Linked DNA regions of Mus musculus: region 2 is linked to region 1. A link is a loop called in an ENCODE intact Hi-C map of the cell type or tissue named here. Cell type or tissue: heart. All regions are shown on one strand. Links, peaks and the distances in the headings refer to the core of each region. The heading gives the core; the rest is flanking DNA.

What was found. Peaks named below come from ENCODE experiments on the same cell type or tissue, not always from the same donor. Only the 100,000 strongest peaks of a DNase experiment are listed, where the experiment ranks them.
Region 2: it touches region 1 in a loop (6-fold over the local background); 18 of 42 quality-filtered maps call a loop at or near these places.

Annotation. Positions count from the first base shown.
Region 1 is chr9:96,346,978-96,354,977 of GRCm38, reverse strand. All of the region lies in intron 1 of Atp1b3 (ATPase, Na+/K+ transporting, beta 3 polypeptide), which reads left to right. Among named protein-coding and RNA genes, the nearest start is that of Atp1b3, 13 kb to the left of the region's middle. In heart, for the core only: CTCF peaks have their summits at 2,985 (motif pointing right) and 4,804; DNase peaks (open chromatin) are centred at 957 and 4,777; H3K27ac peaks cover 779 bases.
Region 2 is chr9:96,486,868-96,496,111 of GRCm38, reverse strand. It overlaps Gm28729 (predicted gene 28729), which reads left to right. Exons shown (of 11, transcript NM_001370882.1): 9 at 1,651-1,757; 10 at 3,928-4,040. Among named protein-coding and RNA genes, the nearest start is that of Rnf7, 13 kb to the right of the region's middle. In heart, for the core only: a CTCF peak has its summit at 4,079 (motif pointing right); no DNase peak of the experiment used is centred there; H3K27ac peaks cover 1,177 bases.

The sequences.
Region 1 (8,000 bases), core at 1-8,000:
CCTATTTGAACTACATTCAGGAACCAGACATAGGACAGTACATTTGGTAATACAGACTCTGGGTTTCTGGGTGTTCTCTGTTAAATTTCATTCAATTTGCCTGTGCATTTGTAAATAATGTTGATTGAAATGTCATCACCAGTTGTTTAAAGGAATTTCAGTTTTCCCACCGGCCTGTTATTTTCTACTTTTATATGACTTGATAGAGCTGGAGTTTTGCTTATTTTTTCCCTCTTTACTATGTCTTTCCTGTGTTTCAATGCTAGTATATGTAAATTTGGTTAAATCCTTTGAATAAAATTCCATAGTGTAGAGATTTTATAGATTGCTTTTTCTTTTCTTTTTTCTTTCTTTCTTTTTTTTTTGGTTTTTCGAGACAGGGTTTCTCTGTATAGCCCTGGTTGTCCTGGAACTCACTTTGTAGACCAGGCTGGCCTCGAACTCAGAAATCCGCCTGCCTCTGCCTCCCGAGTGGTGGGATTAAAGGCGTGTGCCACCACATCCGGCAGATTGCTTTTTCTATGTTTTATTTAGTATTTGTGTTCTGCATGTGAAGGTTAGAGGATTCCTTTATTGAGTTGGTTCTGAGGATTGAACTCAGTAAGACTTGCTTAGCAAGTGTTTAACCCACGGAGCCACTTGCCAGCCCCCAGCTTGTTTTTTGTGAGCCAGTCTCTCACTGACTTGGAGCTCAACAAGTAAATATGATGACCAGGTGTGAGCTCCAAGGTTCTGCCTGGCTGCCTCTCTGCAGAACTGGGATTTCAGACCCCCACGGCTCCTGTGACAGACAGCCTTTATATGTGTGCTGTATGCATGTGAGCATAGAGTCCGCACTCCTGTGAGGCGGGGTGCATTTGGAAGCTAGAGCAGAATGCTGGGTGTCTTCCTCTGTTACTCAGCCCCTTACTGCCTTGAGATGGTGCCTGTGATGAACGAGTCGCTCATGTTTTGGCTAGGTTGACTGGCTGGCTACCGGCCAGTGAGCTCCGGGTGTCTGCTTATCTCTGCCTCCAATGCTGGGGTCATAGGCAAGAGCAACACCCAGCAAGCTGGAGGCTTGAACAACGGATTATCACCTGATGAACAGCTGATTGATAATCACCTGATGAACAGCTCTTAACTGATTGAGCTGCCGCTTTATGTTATTGCTGTACATTTGATTTTTCTTTTTTTAGCTATTTGCGCTTTTCTTTTTTTAATATTTAAATTCTACTTTTTAGTTTAGTGTGTGTGTTTTCATTCGTTGATTGTTGGAAATTAAATTCAGAGTTTCGTGCATTCAGGGTAAGTGCTGTACTACTGAGCTCTATCCCCACTGGCTCTGAAGACCAGGTGACAGCACGGGCCGGCTACCGTGCCCACCTGCACACATTTGCGCATCACGTGGGTGTCAGTGCTCAGCACTGCTGCTTCTCTTCAGTTTCTCATTGAGTGTTTTGGAGACAGGGTTTCCTGTGCAGCTCAGGCTTTACTCCTGTGTTCCTACCCCAGAAGTCTCAACTAATGTCTATTTTATTTTTAACCTAAGTGCAATCTTGTAGCCCAGGCTGTCTGGAACTGAAAATAACCTAGGATGACTTTGAACTCCTCCTGCCTTTACCTCCAGAGGCTTTTGCTGCTACGACTGGCTTCGTGCTGTGCTAGGAGCTGAGCCCTGGGCTTCATGCTGTGCTAGGAGCTGAGCCCTGGGCTTCATGCGTGCTAGGCAGGCACTCTACAAATTAAGCTGTATTACATCCCCAGTCGGATTTACTCTCCCACTGAGAACCTGACAGTTGTTCATCTTACTTTTCTTACTCAGTATGTTTTTACGTTTTGCTTTGTTTTGTTTCTAATCATTTTTAATGTGTGTGTGGGGGTGGGAATATACACGAGTGAAGGTGTCAGGACAGATCCCAGGCATCAGATACTCCTGGAACTGGAGTTGCAAGTGGTTGTGACTGACTGTTGTGGGTGCTGGGAACTGAGCCTGGGCTCTCTGGAAGAGTAGTGCATGCGGAGGCATCTCTCCAGCTCCACTGAATACATTTAGACTATAGATTTTACTGTGGCTTGTGATTTGACTACATAGTTTTGATTTTCTATTATTTCAGTATTCTGCAGTTTTTTGTTTTGTTTTGTTTTTACATTTATTTGTGGGAAAGTGCACGTGTACCATAACATACTTGTGGAAGTGAGAGGACTTGATTTCCTTCTTCCACCATACAGGTTTTAGGGATTGATCTTAGGTGGTCAGGCTTGATGGGAGGCGCCTTTTAACTGCTGGCCTCCCCTGCCAGCCCTTCTAGGTTTTGTTTAATGATAGTGGTATTGAACTTAGGGCACATTAAGCATATGCTTTGCCATAGAGTTATATTCACAGCCCAGTTTTTCAAAATATGTACTTTAGCCTAATGGTTATTTCAAGAGACCACTTTTTAAACTTTTATTGATAGTACCTAATTCAATTTAGATGAAAAGTTTCCTTGTTTTGTTTTTTGCTTGTTTTGTTTTATTTTTTTCTTTTGAAACAGGATCATTTGTAGCCTTGGGTAGCCTCAAACTTTGTAGCCAAGGATAACATTGAGCTTCTGCCACAGTCCCTTAAATACTGGGATTACAGACTGTTATGCTACCATGCCTTTGTTGTTTGGTTTGGTTTGGCTTGGTTTGGTTTGGCTTGGTTTGGGGTTTTGGTTTTTCCAGATAGAGTTCTCTGTATAACACCCCTGGCTGTCCTGGAAGCCACTGCACCTGACTGGTACTTAACTTTTTTTATATATATATTACTTTTTTTTTTTTTTTTAATTTTTTTTCGAAACAGGGTTTCTCTGTATAGCCCTGGCTGTCCTGGAACTCACTCTGTAGACCAGGAACTCAGACATCTGTAGACCTCAAACTCAGAAAAACGCCTGCCTCTGTCTCCCAAGTGCTGGATTAAAAGCGTGCGCCACCACCGCCTGCCTGGTGATTTATTTATTATTATACGTAAGTGCACTGTAGCTGTCTTCAGACTCATCAGAAGAGGGCGACAGATCTCATTATGGGTGGTTGTGAGTCACCATGTGGTTGCTGGGATTTGAACTCAGGGGCTTTGGAAGAGCAGTCAGTGCTCTTACCTGCTGAGCCATCTTGCCAGCCCTTAACTCTGTTTTTTAATTAGAATGTTTAAAAATAGTTTTCTTTGGGGTACAAGAGATGCCAGGGTTGAACCCAGGGCCTCACATCTGCTGAGCTGAAGTTTATCACTGAGCTACACTCTTTGTCCCTAGGACTGCAAATCAGTAAATCAAAATGCTAAACAGGATTGAAGGTATGCTCAGCTAGAGAGTGCTTACCACACCACAGGGCCCTTGGTTGGATCTTGAATGGGGGCAGGAGGTGGGAGGTGGGGAAGACACCTTACTAAGTATAGAAGCACATATGACCCAGCAGTTGGACTTGGTGAAATGAAACAGTGATACCCATCATAGCATGTGGGAACATTCTAGCTATTTTGTAGTGGTAGTTCAAAGGTCAGTGAAATGTACATCGTACAATAGAATAATAGCCACAGAAAAGACTGAAATGCTCATAGATGTTTAGATGTATATGAACCTAAAGTCTGATCTGTAGGTAAGTTTATATAAGAATTTATGCGGTAGATTAGTGATTGCAGGGGCCTGGAATGGTAGAGGATAGAGAAAAATGAGTATGGAGGGGGTGGGATATAGATCTTGTTGAAAATAAAATGTCTTAGGGTAAAGATTGCATGAATCTGGTCATACTAGAAACAGTTAAACTACATAGTACATTTGAATGTAAGCGGTAAACTAGATCCTGATAACATTTTTGTCTTAGTTTTAGATTTTTTTCATTTTTCCATTTTTGTTGTTTAAAGTCTAATAGCTTGCATAAAACCTCACAAATCAGTGGGTCAGCATTCTAGTAGCTGCCCTACAATAACGTAAACAAGTGAAAGGAGAGGGTGGGGGATAGGATAATGTGACGGGTACATGTAGGAAACTCAGACTAAAAGATTAAAATTTTTGATACACTAAACATTTTAAACATAATGTGATCTTTATAATTACTTTTAAAAAAACAAATTAAGTATACATGCCTCTGCCTTTAAAACATTTTAAACTATAAACAGAATGTTTATTTACCAAGAAAAGTTTCTGGGCCCAGAATCATGTGAAGAAAACTTTCATGTCAGGTTCCTGTGGGTAACTAGAACATTTACAAAGATGAGTCAAACCACAAGGCTCAAAATGTGCTAAGGGCGTGTGCCCAAGTCTGCTTTTGTTTTGTTTTTGTCTTTTTGCGGGCTCCATTGCCCAGCCCACTAGATGCTGGCACCACAGGCAGTGTGTATCCAGGGTTTGAAGAAGCTGTATTTTGATTTCTGACATAAAATGTAAACTCTGGGGTTTTCTGGGAGATAGTCTTTGTTAAGCTGATGAGGAAATTAAGTTAGGTTCCTGGCTTCAGAGTGAGAGGGCTGGTTCCCTGCGTGTATAGGGACTTGTAGTAAAGGAACTGTGTGTAAACAAGAGTCCCTCATTGAGCAGCTAGGATTCAACCAAGCCTCACTAAAAGATGAAACCCTGGATAAACTAAGCGGCTTAGTGGTCTCCAGGGAATGGCCTGATAGAAACACTGTATCTCTTCCTGTGTTTCTTTTATGACTCAAAATCCCAAGTACAGCTCTCCTAGTTCTGTTGGGGCTTTCGAGTGAGGGATGGAAGCTGAGGGCTGAGGAGAAAAGTGCTTCCACATAGTAGAGGCCCAGCTGCCTCCTGTGGATGCATTCTGATGGAGCTCCTGATGCCTGTATCCACCTAGTGGCGGGACTAAATTTTACAGTTAGAGCTGACCCTGAGTTGCAGGACCGGACTGTCTTTTCTGTTTGTTTGTTTGTTTGTTTGTTTGTTTGTTTGTTTCTTTCTTTCTTTCTTTCTTTCTTTCTTTCTTTCTTTCTTTCTTTCTTTCTTTCTTTTTCTTTTGAGACAGGGTTTCTCTGTCTGTCTTTTCTGTTTCTTTGCAGATAGAGATATCTTGCTTCTTAGTTATAGGCAACACATGAACTAGACCTCAAGTGAGCCTTTTTTTTTTTTTTAAAGAGTAGATGTAGTTGATTAAGTTAAACTTGAAACTGTGTTTGCTATGAGGCCTCATTGCAGTTCCATTCCAAACATGTTTCTAGTTTGTTGTTGGCCCTCTTCCCTCAGGAGTTTTGTATTTAATCTTATCAATTCAGCAGCTGAAGGCATCCCCTGAGTTTGAACCTGAGACCCACATGCTGGACAAGAGACAGACTTCTAGAAGTTGTTCTGCCAGTCATAGACATGACTTGACACATGCACACAATAGTAAATAAGAATGTAAAAACAAATCCCTTGGCTTTCTGATTTTTTTTTTTCTTTTCTGTAAAATAAATACTGATAACTTCTTTTTGTGGGATGTGGGGTGGGAGTGGAGGTCAGAACACTAGTGCAAGATCAAAAGTAGGCAAAGCAAGACCTGTGTTTACAGCCATCTACCCTTGCTCGCTGGTTCTCTCCTGCTTGACCTCTGACCTAGCTCTGTCTTTTCATCAGAATGAAGGGAGGGGCAGTTTGAAAACTGGACTTCTCCAGAAGAAAAGGAAAAATCTAGCCTGGTAGTGAAGTACTGGCCAGTTATCTCTGAGGCCACTCTGGGCTCAATCCCCAGTGTGACAGGAAAATAGAAAAAGCAGGGGCGACTCAGTACCTACGGAAGAGGGGCACGTTTCTAGCTGTACATACATGATGACGAGCAGAGATCACAGAATAGAATCAGCAGGTATTAGAAGGGAACATTTGTGGGACTGCTGTATGTAGCAAGAGTGGCTTTTACAGAGAATGCTGCTTAGTAATAAGGTTTACCCCTCCCCCCTCTCTCTGGCAGGTCCTGCTATTGTAACCTTGGTTGTCCTAGATAGAACTCTATGGAGTTCAGCTAGCCTCCGTTCTGTGACTAGCTCCCTGCTGCAGTCCTTGTGCTGAGATCACAGGTGTGAGTTACCAGGCCTGGTGTCACAGTTCTTCAGAGTTTTAAAACATGTGTGTTTCTAGAAAAAGAAGCTAAGGAAGGCTGTGAACCACCTATGTAGGTATTGTGACTCAAACCTGGATCTTTTTATAAGAGTAACAAGTGGTTTTAACTACTGAGCCGTATCTGTAGCCCCATTTCTTCAGAATTTTTAAGTCCATGTTTCTTTTGGTTGTTGTTTTTTGTTGGTGATGGTGATTTGTGCTTTTGAGGGAGTGTTGTGCTATGTGTTCTGGGTAGTGTCCACTTGTCATCCTGCCTCAGTCTCAGGTGCTGGTGTTACAGATGTGCACCTTTATGGTCAACAGTGTTAGTTTCTTCCATTGGATAATGACTTAAAAATCTCTGAAGGATTTTAAACCAGTGAATGCTTATCTGTAATGTGATATAATAGTTTATTATTCCCTGCTATGTTACATGACCAAGCAGGTAGCACTCTGCAAAGGTCCCACACAGTGCCTATTAACTGATTTGGATGCTCTAAGTAGAGCCCCCTCTTTTAATTTTAGCCCATCTGTAGACTTAACTCAATCACTAGTTTAACTACGTCTGTCCTAAGACACGAAGAGTAAGTTACAACTTACGTTTCTGTCTCCTGCCGTTCTCTTCTTCATAGAAGAGAGAAGGTGGGGTGGGTTGTGGAGCAGGGTGGGGTGGTTGGAGGGGTAGCGGACTTTTGGGATAGCATTTGAACTGCAAATGAAGAAAATATCTAATAAAAAAATTAAAAAAGAGAGAGAGAAGGTGGTTACATTGAGAGTGTCAGGACCCTTGCTGAGTAGTCTTAGATGATATTTATAAGAGGGTAACTTTACTTTTTAAGTTCTGGGTTTGGGTTTTGGTAAATAAGCACTAAAAATAACTCATTTCCTAGTACAGGGTGGGGTGGGGTATGCTTTAAGACAGAGTCTCATGTATCCTGGGTTGGTTCTAACTACCTTGAGTTAGAAGCATGAACCACCACACCCAGTGTTTGTGGTGCTGAGATGGAACCCCCTAGGAATTTGTGCATGTTAGACAAGCACTCTGCTGCTGCGCTATATCCCCGACCCTTATCCTGTGTATATATTTTATTAATCTAACTCTCTGTGAAGTTTTAACACTTACTTTTTATTGTGTAATGATTCTTTAGAAAGTAGATTGGGATAGTTTGTTCATATTTGTAAGTTTCATGTACACTGTTTTTCCTGGAAATTTGAAAATGTAAGAACATTTTGAGATGATTTTTAAGCACTTTTCTTGCAGTGCCTTCAGTTTCATACATACTCCCCAACAAGCTTGTCTGGCAGAAGCCTGTTGCTTTTGTCAGTATGTGTACTAGAATACAGACTCTCCTTAGGCTAAGTGTTTGACTCTACAGGTGGTTTTAGGATTTCATGCGATCACCTGGGTCTGAACATCACTCTGCTGTCTCTCTGGAGGCCGTGGGTTCTCTTTTCCCACTGCAGCACATGGCACACCCTGGGAGATTGGTGGTTGTTGGTTTTTTGTTTTGTTTTGTTTTGTTTTTCCTTCTCTTTTTTCTTTTTCTGCAGCAGGACCGAAGTGGGTAGTGGGAAGTAATGCTACCTGGAGGTGACATCTGTCTCTTTTCCTCTATCTCCTGGTAACTGGGAAAAGGGTGTGATCTAGTTTCAATTGTTGGTTAGACTATCTTCCTTTGGATGATTCCTGGCCTGCAGCTGAAAATTTATCTATCTAAGCTTTGGGTATAATCTGTTTTGGGATCTTGTTCATTGATAATTAGAAGAAAGTTATGCATCAACTTGGGGTGTGGGTAAATATGTTCAAAATTTTTTTTTATTGCAGAAATTTATACCTCCTTTGAATTTGTTTCTGTGAGAGTCCTCTTAGGAGTCCTGGCCTGTCTCTATTAGGTCGGGATTTAGATGAGAGTAAAGCTGGAAAGATGTTAACTCAGTGGAGTTGAATATTCCTTAGTATTTCCTTAGCATCCCCAT
Region 2 (9,244 bases), core at 647-8,646, 140 kb before region 1:
AGGGCCACAACACCACAGGGGTCCAGGAGCACTGGACACAGCTGAGATCTGAGGCCCAAAGGCTGATGGGTAGCAATTTGTTATCTCAGCAGAAAAAGATTTCCTCTCTGCTCTTCTTATTCAAGAAGGATGGGAAAGCTTCCCAGTTATTTCATATATGGGAAAGTTTTACCTGCATGTATGTCTGTGTACCGTGTATGTCCTGATATCCTTGGTGGTCATAAGAGGGGTAGAATCCCCAGGAACAGGGGGATTACATATGCTTGTGAGCCAGCAAGTAGGAGCTAGGAACTGCACCTGAGTCCTCTGCAAGAGCAACAAGCGCTCTTAACCACTGAGCCATCTCTCCAGCCCCAGTATCCTGTTTTAATCCATCTAGTCTGAAGAACATGGATAGATCTGGAAGCTGAAGGTGTTAGAGTCCTCGACACATGACTTCCTTGAGAGCTAGGAAGAGTCTGGTAGTGCTACATAGGGCTGGCTTCAGTTCCATCCACCAAGTCAGCGGAGAGTGTGTAGACTGAGCAGCAGAGTCAATGTTAAAGTTGAGTTAACCCGAAGCGAAAGGTCAAGCCCTCATAGGCGTTAACAATTCAGGAGTGATCTCTTGATGATAACATTATAATTTATATCAGAGCATCAGTTAACTTTCCTTCAGTCCCTGTGGTACTGAATGTGCCTTCAGGAAATGACTGCTCTGTCTTCACTGCAACCTCCAAGACAGGTCACACAGCCCCTCTCAGGCCAGGTTACAGACAGAAAGTGAGGTCCACAAGGGCCCATGGCTTGCTCATGATCTCATGATCAAGGAAAGGGCAGAGGTGAGCCAAGGACTCCTGAAAACCAGCCAACAGAACACCACCAGGATCTTCAATGACCTACCAAGAAATCAGGAAAATCCAACAGCCACCACATCCTTAACATTCCTGGTCTCGGCTGATCTCAGATAACTAAGGAGAATCAGCCCAGAGTTGTTGGGTAGGAGAAGAATAATGGTTTTATTTTCACAAAGCTAGATCCATTGGATTTCAAAGTCTTTATTCTCAGACTTGCCTTTCTTAATTGTATGTGAAAATATTTGTCTGTTTATAATGTTGCCTGGTAAGCCTGACATCCCAGGATTTAGGAGGCAGAGGCGGGATGATCTCTATGAGTTTGAGGCCAGCCTGGTCTACAGAGCAAGTTCTAGGACAGCCTGGACTACGTAGAGACCCTATACCAAAAATAAATAAATAAATAAAGATCACCAGGTCAGAGTTGTCATTTATTTGACAGACTGAAAGTTATCAAGTCCTTGTCAATCTCTCCCATTGCTTTGGCTTCTTTTATTTATGTATTTATTTATTTATTTTTGATTTTTTTGAGACAGGGTTTCTCTGTGTAGCCCTGGCTGTCCTGGAACTCACTCTGTAGACCAGGCTGGCCTCGAACTCAGAAATCTGCCTGCCTCTGCCTCCCAAGTGCTTGGATTAAAGGCGTGTGCCACCACGCCCAGCTTTGCTTTGACTTCTTACTGGTATATAAAGTATAAATGACTATGAAGTCTTATAAGATGGAGGTAATTTTCTGAAATTAGGGTTGCCTTCCTTTGAGGGACCGTGAGCCGTGCTGGGCTCAAAGCCTTTTCGTTTCATCCTTTTCTCTTTGCAGCTTGATCAAATACTCAACTCACTTAAGAGAGATGGACCTTGGGAACAATGTCCTGGGAGAAACGGCTGCAGTGGACATCCTGGAAGCACTGAGAGTCAGGAAGACGGGTGAGGTTTCATGCCCTTCCCTCAGGCCCTGAACCAGTCGCAAGTGTCTCGATGTTGTTGTCTCTTGGTGTTTAAATAAGAAATCTCATCTGTGAATTGTCGCAGGCTAGCTACCACTGTGCCAACATGCTGAGACTCGTACAGAGCTCAAGAACGTTTGCAATGCTGTGTGTACCCTTGGATCATTTGAGTAATGATTTCTAGGCAATCTACTCACAGCCTCTGAAGTAGCTGGTTTACAGCATGCCTCCCAGCGCAGCTGGGTTTTACTGTTTTTTTGTTTGTTTGTTTGTTTGTTTGTTTGTTTTCGCTTTTTATGAATTTTTTCTCTGTTGCTTTTGGGTTTTTTTTTTTCTTTCTTATTCTCCAAGAAAGTTTTCTCCTGTTCTCTAGTCTCCTCTCAACCCAACCTAAAGTACAAAAATCAACTGTAAAACGGAAGTAACAACCATGCTAAGACCATAGTTGAGCCACACTGGAGAGCTGAGACTGGAGCCTTTCACGTTGGAGGCCATCCTGGGCTATCTAAGGATACCATGAAGAGTGTGGGGGAGGGGGAGAAGAAGGGGGGAGAAGGGGAGGGACGGAGGGGAGGAGGAGGTAGCACATGAGCAAGGATCACAGGGAACTTCTAAGTCACTGAAGTCTAAGTCTCTAAGTCTGGCTCTAGCTGGCAGGCAGTGCTGAGTGTCCTATGGCCGTGTAACCCTTCGAAAAGGAGAGAAGGGAGGTCACTTAACAGTGACCACCCCTAGCCTCTCTTTTAGTATGCATCGCCAGAACTGGTGACAGCTCTTCTAGCTGCTTCTACAGGGGAGAGCAAGAAATGCCATTTTCAATGCAGCTTGATGTAAGACATGGACAGATTTTAAAGTGAGAGGGAGGAGGACTCAGTTCTGGGTCAGGCTGAGTGGGGGAGAGTTCAGCAGCGCCAGCATGCTGTCATTTCTCCAGTAAAAAGGTCAGAGGTCACATTTTTCCTTCCCCGGCAGTGTTGTAAAAGAGGGTCACAGGAGTGTGGTCTGCTGTGCTGCTCCACCTCAAACCAAAGCCATGCATCTTTAATGACCAATTAAATGACTCTAAGATTTTTTTTTCAATTATCCTTTTCTTTTAGAGGAACAGAACACCCACTTCTTGTTCCATTAGAGCAGGCATGAGGTCCAGCAGGATAATTCTGTTAAACCTGACTGTAAGTGCGATAAGCGCTTTGGTTTTCCTGGTGCCGACGCCACCCCTTCATCCTACCTGGTAGTAAAAACCCATTATTGGGCTGCTGGCAATCTCCACAGCATTAGTGCAGGGAGCGTAAGGACAGACAGCCTCTGGTGACAGGATGGGAAGTGATTTTTCACTCAGTACCTCTCTGGGATGGAAAACGTCTTCCACGCTTAGTAAATGGCTCAATTTACATAAATGAGAGGCTAATTATGGCGCGCCCACCTGAAAATGAAAGTACTCATTTAAACAGCATTAAAAAGCAATCTATGGCTTAGGAAATCAGCAGTTTTGAAACTTAGTCTAAGTGTGCATCGTGAGTAGCCTTAATGCGTGTATGTCATGAGCTAGAGTCATTATGGGCTGTTTCTGACGGAGCACTTTAATTATGTTTGAACACAGTGAAGAGTCTTCAAAAAAAGGGGGGGTAGCTGCTAAGATTTTACAGGGTGACTCACTTGGACTTTAACCCTAAAGGCATCGTTTTAAACCTTAAAAGACAATGGAAACACTAATTATAAAAAATAATGTTCTTCCAGTGTTTTCTCTCTTCCTACCATTTATTTGCAAGTCAACAATTTCTAATTCTCCTTTCACGAAATCAGAATAACTTACTTACTTGGTAACAAGTGAGTTTGGTTTGCTTATGCCTTTTTCTTTCCCTCCCTCATCTTCTCCTCTTCCTCTAGTTGAGGTCTTGATTTTTTTTTTTTTTTTTTTTTTTGAGACAGGATCTCTGTAGCCCAGGGTGACCTTGAGCTGGCTATATATGTTTGTATGTAATTGAGGCTAGTCTTCCTGCTTCAGCCTCTGGAGTCCAAAGACTGCAGATGAGTACCAACCATGCCCGGCTTTAGCAAGGAGCCAACTCTAATGATGGAATTCGGACCATCCGAGCAGCCCTGAACAGCGTTAGCCGTTCTCCTCATTCTTGCTTATTCTCTCTGCCCAGGTAAACTACCACCCTTAAAAGTTACAGTCACTCCCCGGATCTCTTCGGACACCTTCAGATCTATCTGGAAACTTAGCAAGAAATCTAATAGGAGGCGTAAAAAGAAGAAAAAGGTAAAATCTTCAGCGTCTGCACAGTTGAGTAGCAGCCACCAGGGGGCGCAAGATGAAGCGTGGGCCTCAGTGGAAATTAATGGCGCCTTCGATCCCAGAGTTTAGGGTCTAGGCCATCCTCCCCTAACCCACAGTCAAACGGATGATGGCTGTGTCACGAGGCAAGCAGTAAGACAACATCATCTCTCAAACATTAGTGAAAACTGCCTCAGCTCCTCTGCCCTGCTGAATTCGTGTTCCTGCAGGCCTGCTGCGGGTCTGCCAGGAGCCTCATGTCTGCTCTTAGGTGCCAGGGCTGCCCGGAGGAAGAAGAGGATTTGCATATGCTTACTCTCCACTGCGTAAAACTGAACTTTCTTTTTTAATGGGGCAAATATTTAATAGCACTGTTACGAAATGAGCTGTTTACAAGTAATAGGTAGAGGACTTTTGATACAGAAATTTAGAAGTGTGCACATGCATTTAAAAACCTAGACTGCGGGCTGGCGAGATGGCTCAGGAGGTAAGAGCACTGACTGCTCTTCCAGAAGTCCTGAGTTCAAATCCCAGCAACCACATGGTGGCTCACAACCACCTGTAATGAAATCTGATGCCCTCTTCTGGTGCGTCCAAAGACAGCTACAGTGTACTTATGTATAATAATAAATAAATCTTAAAAAAGCAAAAACAAAAACCTAGACTGCTGTACACCAAAATATCAGCATTGTTACTACCATCCAATGAGTAAATATTCTCCCCACCCGGGCTTGTATGTGTGTCGTCTATTTAGTTAGTTAGTTTTGAGGCTTGGTCTTACTCTGTATATCAGACTGGCAGACTGGGCTTAAACTTCTGGCAATCCTTTGTCTCCTTGAGATTACAGGCGTGAGCTACCATGCCTTTTTTGTTGTTGATGTTGTTGTTGTTTTGTTTTGCTTTGTTTTCTTCTTTATGTATTTTTTAAACACAACTATTTCTGACCCAGAACATAGTGGCTCATACCATCATCCTAATATTACTTGAGACGCTGAGGCAAGAGAATTGCCACAAGTTCAAGGCCAGCCTGGGCTATCTAGTGAGTTCAGGCCAATCTGGTACACAATGTGAAACTGCCTCAAAAACTAAAACAGAAGTAGTCCACAGTTGTAGAGAGAGAGAGAGGATGAGGAGCTAGAGAGACTCTAAATGCCGGCAGCGCAAACCCACTAAGCCAACCCGGGCACCAGCCGTCAGGTCGGAACACAAAAAGCAGGGCATGCAGGCAGGTGTCAAGCCCGTGACGGAATGAATGTCACAGACACTGCTGCCTGCCTGCGTTTGCTGTCCTCTGAGTAGTCACGTTTATTGGGTAAACCAACATTAGCCAGCTCAGTAGGAAGTGTTGCTCCGGGCTTTGCTTTTGAATTGCTGGAAAGTATAACTAGTTTGCAGCTGTATCCCACCCAAAGCTAGCTGGAAGTCATTTGCTCTTACAACTCATGGCTATGTTTCTGACCTCTGCTCATTTTAAAGAGCCACTGCCTATGTATTTTGTTTTATTAGCCCAGATCTAGAAAAGGTCGTTATCCCTCATAAAGAAACTTAGGGCAATGTGTGCTGCGCAATGTCTCAGGACAGGTGCTAAGTGCATTGATGAGAGACTTCTGAGTTCTCCGAAGTAATAGAAGCACCCCAATAAAAACACTAATTAAACACAATTAAAATCGATAACACCAATTAAATGCATTAAGATGAATATCATTGCCCTGTTCTCTCTCTCTCTCTCTCTTCCTTTCTTTCTCTCCCCCTTCCCTCCCCACCCCCCCAGCTCATAGAAACCTACCTGCTCCTGCCTCCCTTGTGCTGGGATTACAGCTGTGCGTTTTGCTCTGACCTCTCTCTTTCTTAATTGCTTTTTTTAAAAAAAGATTTATTATATGTAAGTACACTGTAGCTGTCTTCAGACACTCCAGAAGAGGGCATCAAACCCCATGATGGATGGTTGTGAGCCACCATGTGGTTGCTGGGATTTGAACTCAGGACCTCTGGAAGAGCAGTCAGTGCTCTTAAGCATTGAGCCATCTCTCCAGCCCTCTTAATTGCTTTTTGCTGACTTACCAGAGAACAGAAAATTCCTGTATACCACCAGGACACTCAACAGTCTCAATCAGACCTTCCTCCCACAGCGTTAAGACTGCCAAGTAACAAAACTACACAACCCTCATCCACTTAGGAAGTCCCAGACTGAGCCTCAGAAATCCAAATAAATGAGATGAGAAAGGCTCATTGTTTTAAAACCAGTCAGAGCCAGCGTGGTGTTGGCGACATACACCTTTATTTAGTCCTAGCACTCGGGAGGTAGAGGCAGAAGGATCTCTGTGAGTTTGAGGCCAGTCTGGTCTACAGAGCAAGGTCTAGGATAGTCAGGAGACTACATAGAGAAAGTGGTATCGCCAGGCGTGGTGGCACACGCCTTTAATCCCAGCACTCGGGAGGCAGAGGCAGGTGGGTTTCTGAGTTCGAGGCCAGCCTGGTCTATAAAGTGAGTTCCAGGACAGCCAGGGCTACACAGAGAAACCCTGTCTCAAAAAAAAACCAAAAAGAAAAAAAAAAAAAGAAAGAAAGTGGTGTCACTTATAATCCCAGAGCTGGGGAGGTGGAGACAGAAGCTTCCTGGGGCTCCCTGGACAGTGAGCCTAGCCTGGTCCTAGTGAGGTACTCTGTCTCAGAGGGGGGGGAGGGTAGGGACTGGGGATGGGAGGACGGGGTAGAGGAGAGAACATGAGGAGGATCACTAACACCAAAGGACTTTTGGAAAAGTCGTATTTAAAAACCTCCTAGAAGTTTCCTAAAATATATTCATATACATATATAAAGAGTTTAAACGGACTAACTCTATAATGGGCCAACAATGTCCCCAGACACCACAGACAACAAACACAAAGTCCAGTGCCCAAAAAGGTTACTTTTGGAGTCATTGGCCAGGGAACTCCCATAGACCCTCAGTGTTATGGATTATTAGTTGCCCTCCAGAGCTCGATCATAAGACCCTGTTGCTGACAACATCACTTTATTTGAGTCATTAGAACTTGGAGAAATCAAGCTAGTACTGGCCCAGAGGTATTATCCCTACTGGACGACAGAGCAGTCATCACTCTCACTCAGCTGTGAACCTTCCCAGCTATGATAATGGCAAGACATACCCACAAGTGTCATGGGAGTGAGTGATTGGACTTAAAGCCCACCCAACAAGATGAGTCCCATGCTTGGCACCATGACTGGGGCCAAGAACCTGTGAATAAGTGAGCCGGTTTTCTTTAAAGGTGTGGCCCCTGGTAAGTGGACCGTGTTCCAATGGATGGCCCCACACCCAAGAGTATGCAGGCAGCAGAAACGGGTTCCCATAAGAAACGGGTTCCCATAAGAAATGGGTTCCCATAAGAAATGGGTTCCCATAAGAAACGGGTTCCCGGGCTGGTGAGATGGCTCAGTGGGTTAGAGCACCCGACTGCTCTTCCGAAGGTCCAGAGTTCAAATCCCAGCAACCACATGGTGGCTCACAACCATCCGTAACAAGATCTGACTCCCTCTTCTGGAGTGTCTGAAGACAGCTACAGTGTACTTACATATAATAAATAAATAAATCTTAAAAAAAAAAAAAAAAAAAAGAAACGGGTTCCCATAAGAAACGGGTTCCCATAAGTGGATAGGGAAGAAGAATGGACCTGAAAGGAGTTGGGGGAAGGAATGGATATGATCAAAATGTACTGAACGAAATCTCAGAGAACCTAAAAACTCATCAAGGTAGATAGATCCCGGGGAATTACAGCTGACATATATACGCACATGTACACCCAGACCACTTGAATATGTACATGTAGAGATAAATAAATGAATAAATAAGTAAGACCAGACATATTCAGATGTGCTACCTTGATCATCTCTCAAAGGTCTTTGTCCTTTTATGATACGGTGTTTTCAGGGATGCCGCAGACCCTCTGTATCCCTTTGTCTGCGTGGAACGGGTCTCTGGGGCAGGTGGGCAAAGAGTGGGATGGAATGACAGACAGATGCACACAGGAGAGGTTGTGTAGAATCTGAATGTAATTTGTCAAATCGAGCATCAAACCTTTTATACAGAAGACAATAAGGAAGCTGGGTGACACACCAGCTAGGTACAAAGAGGTTACTGGATTCTTACACAAAACAGAGGAATACAAACACAGAAGGTCTAACAGGAACCACCTGGGATAGAATTCATTGTTAACAACTGAGATCAAAAAGAGCTCCACCTAAGGTCCACTTAATCTTAGAAGCCAGGGTCAAGGGCTTCGTGCCCTTGCCATAGTTCCTATTTTAGTCTATTGTATAGTCCATCTTTCCCCTAGGCCATTGTAAATACGAGTGTATGGGTGTAACTCAACTATCTATAGTTCTAAGTATCTACTCTGGTTCCTCCTTAGGTCTCAAACTTCCTTCTTCCTAGATGATGGTAAATTCCTATGTAGGGCAGTGACCTAGCTTTTATTCAAAGTGATAGTGTAATGCCAGAGGCAATTCTGAATGTTACTGAATAGGCAACATTCTTCCTGAATTCCAAGCCCATGGTCAGCTCAAGGACTTTCTAGGACATTGGAACACAGGTGAAGGCTTAGCTTTGTCAGAAGTCAATCTTAAAGGGCACTTATAATAGGATAATACTAAAAGAGAGCACGTGGATCCATACACCAGACTAACTTGGGAATAGAATATGAATGTATGGGTTAGAGAGAACGCCAGACTCCAGGAGGTGAGTTTCCGTGAAACTCTCTGCCTCATGAGTGGCTTCCAGGCCTCTCGGCCTGTCAAGCTGACTTGACCAGAGTGCGTGGCACAGGGGGATAAAGAATGTTGTTGGTGGGCTGGAGAGATGCCTCAGCAGTTAAAAGAACTGATTGCTCTTCCAGAGGTCCTGAGTTCAATTCTCAGCAACCACATGGTGGCTCACAACCATGTGCAATGGGGTCTGATGCCCTCTTCTGCTGTGTCTGAAGGGTGCAATGGTGGCATACTCATATGCATAAAATAAATAAATAAATTTTTAAGAAAAAAAAATAATGTTGTTGGCTACCATTAAAGTCTAAGATACAACCCCTAAAAATAATAATCCAAGACATATTTTCTATATTATTGCCATCTGTCCAGTAGACTGTTACTTTTAGCCATAAAAGTTTAGCAAGTTAGCCATAAAACTCTCTATGTACCAG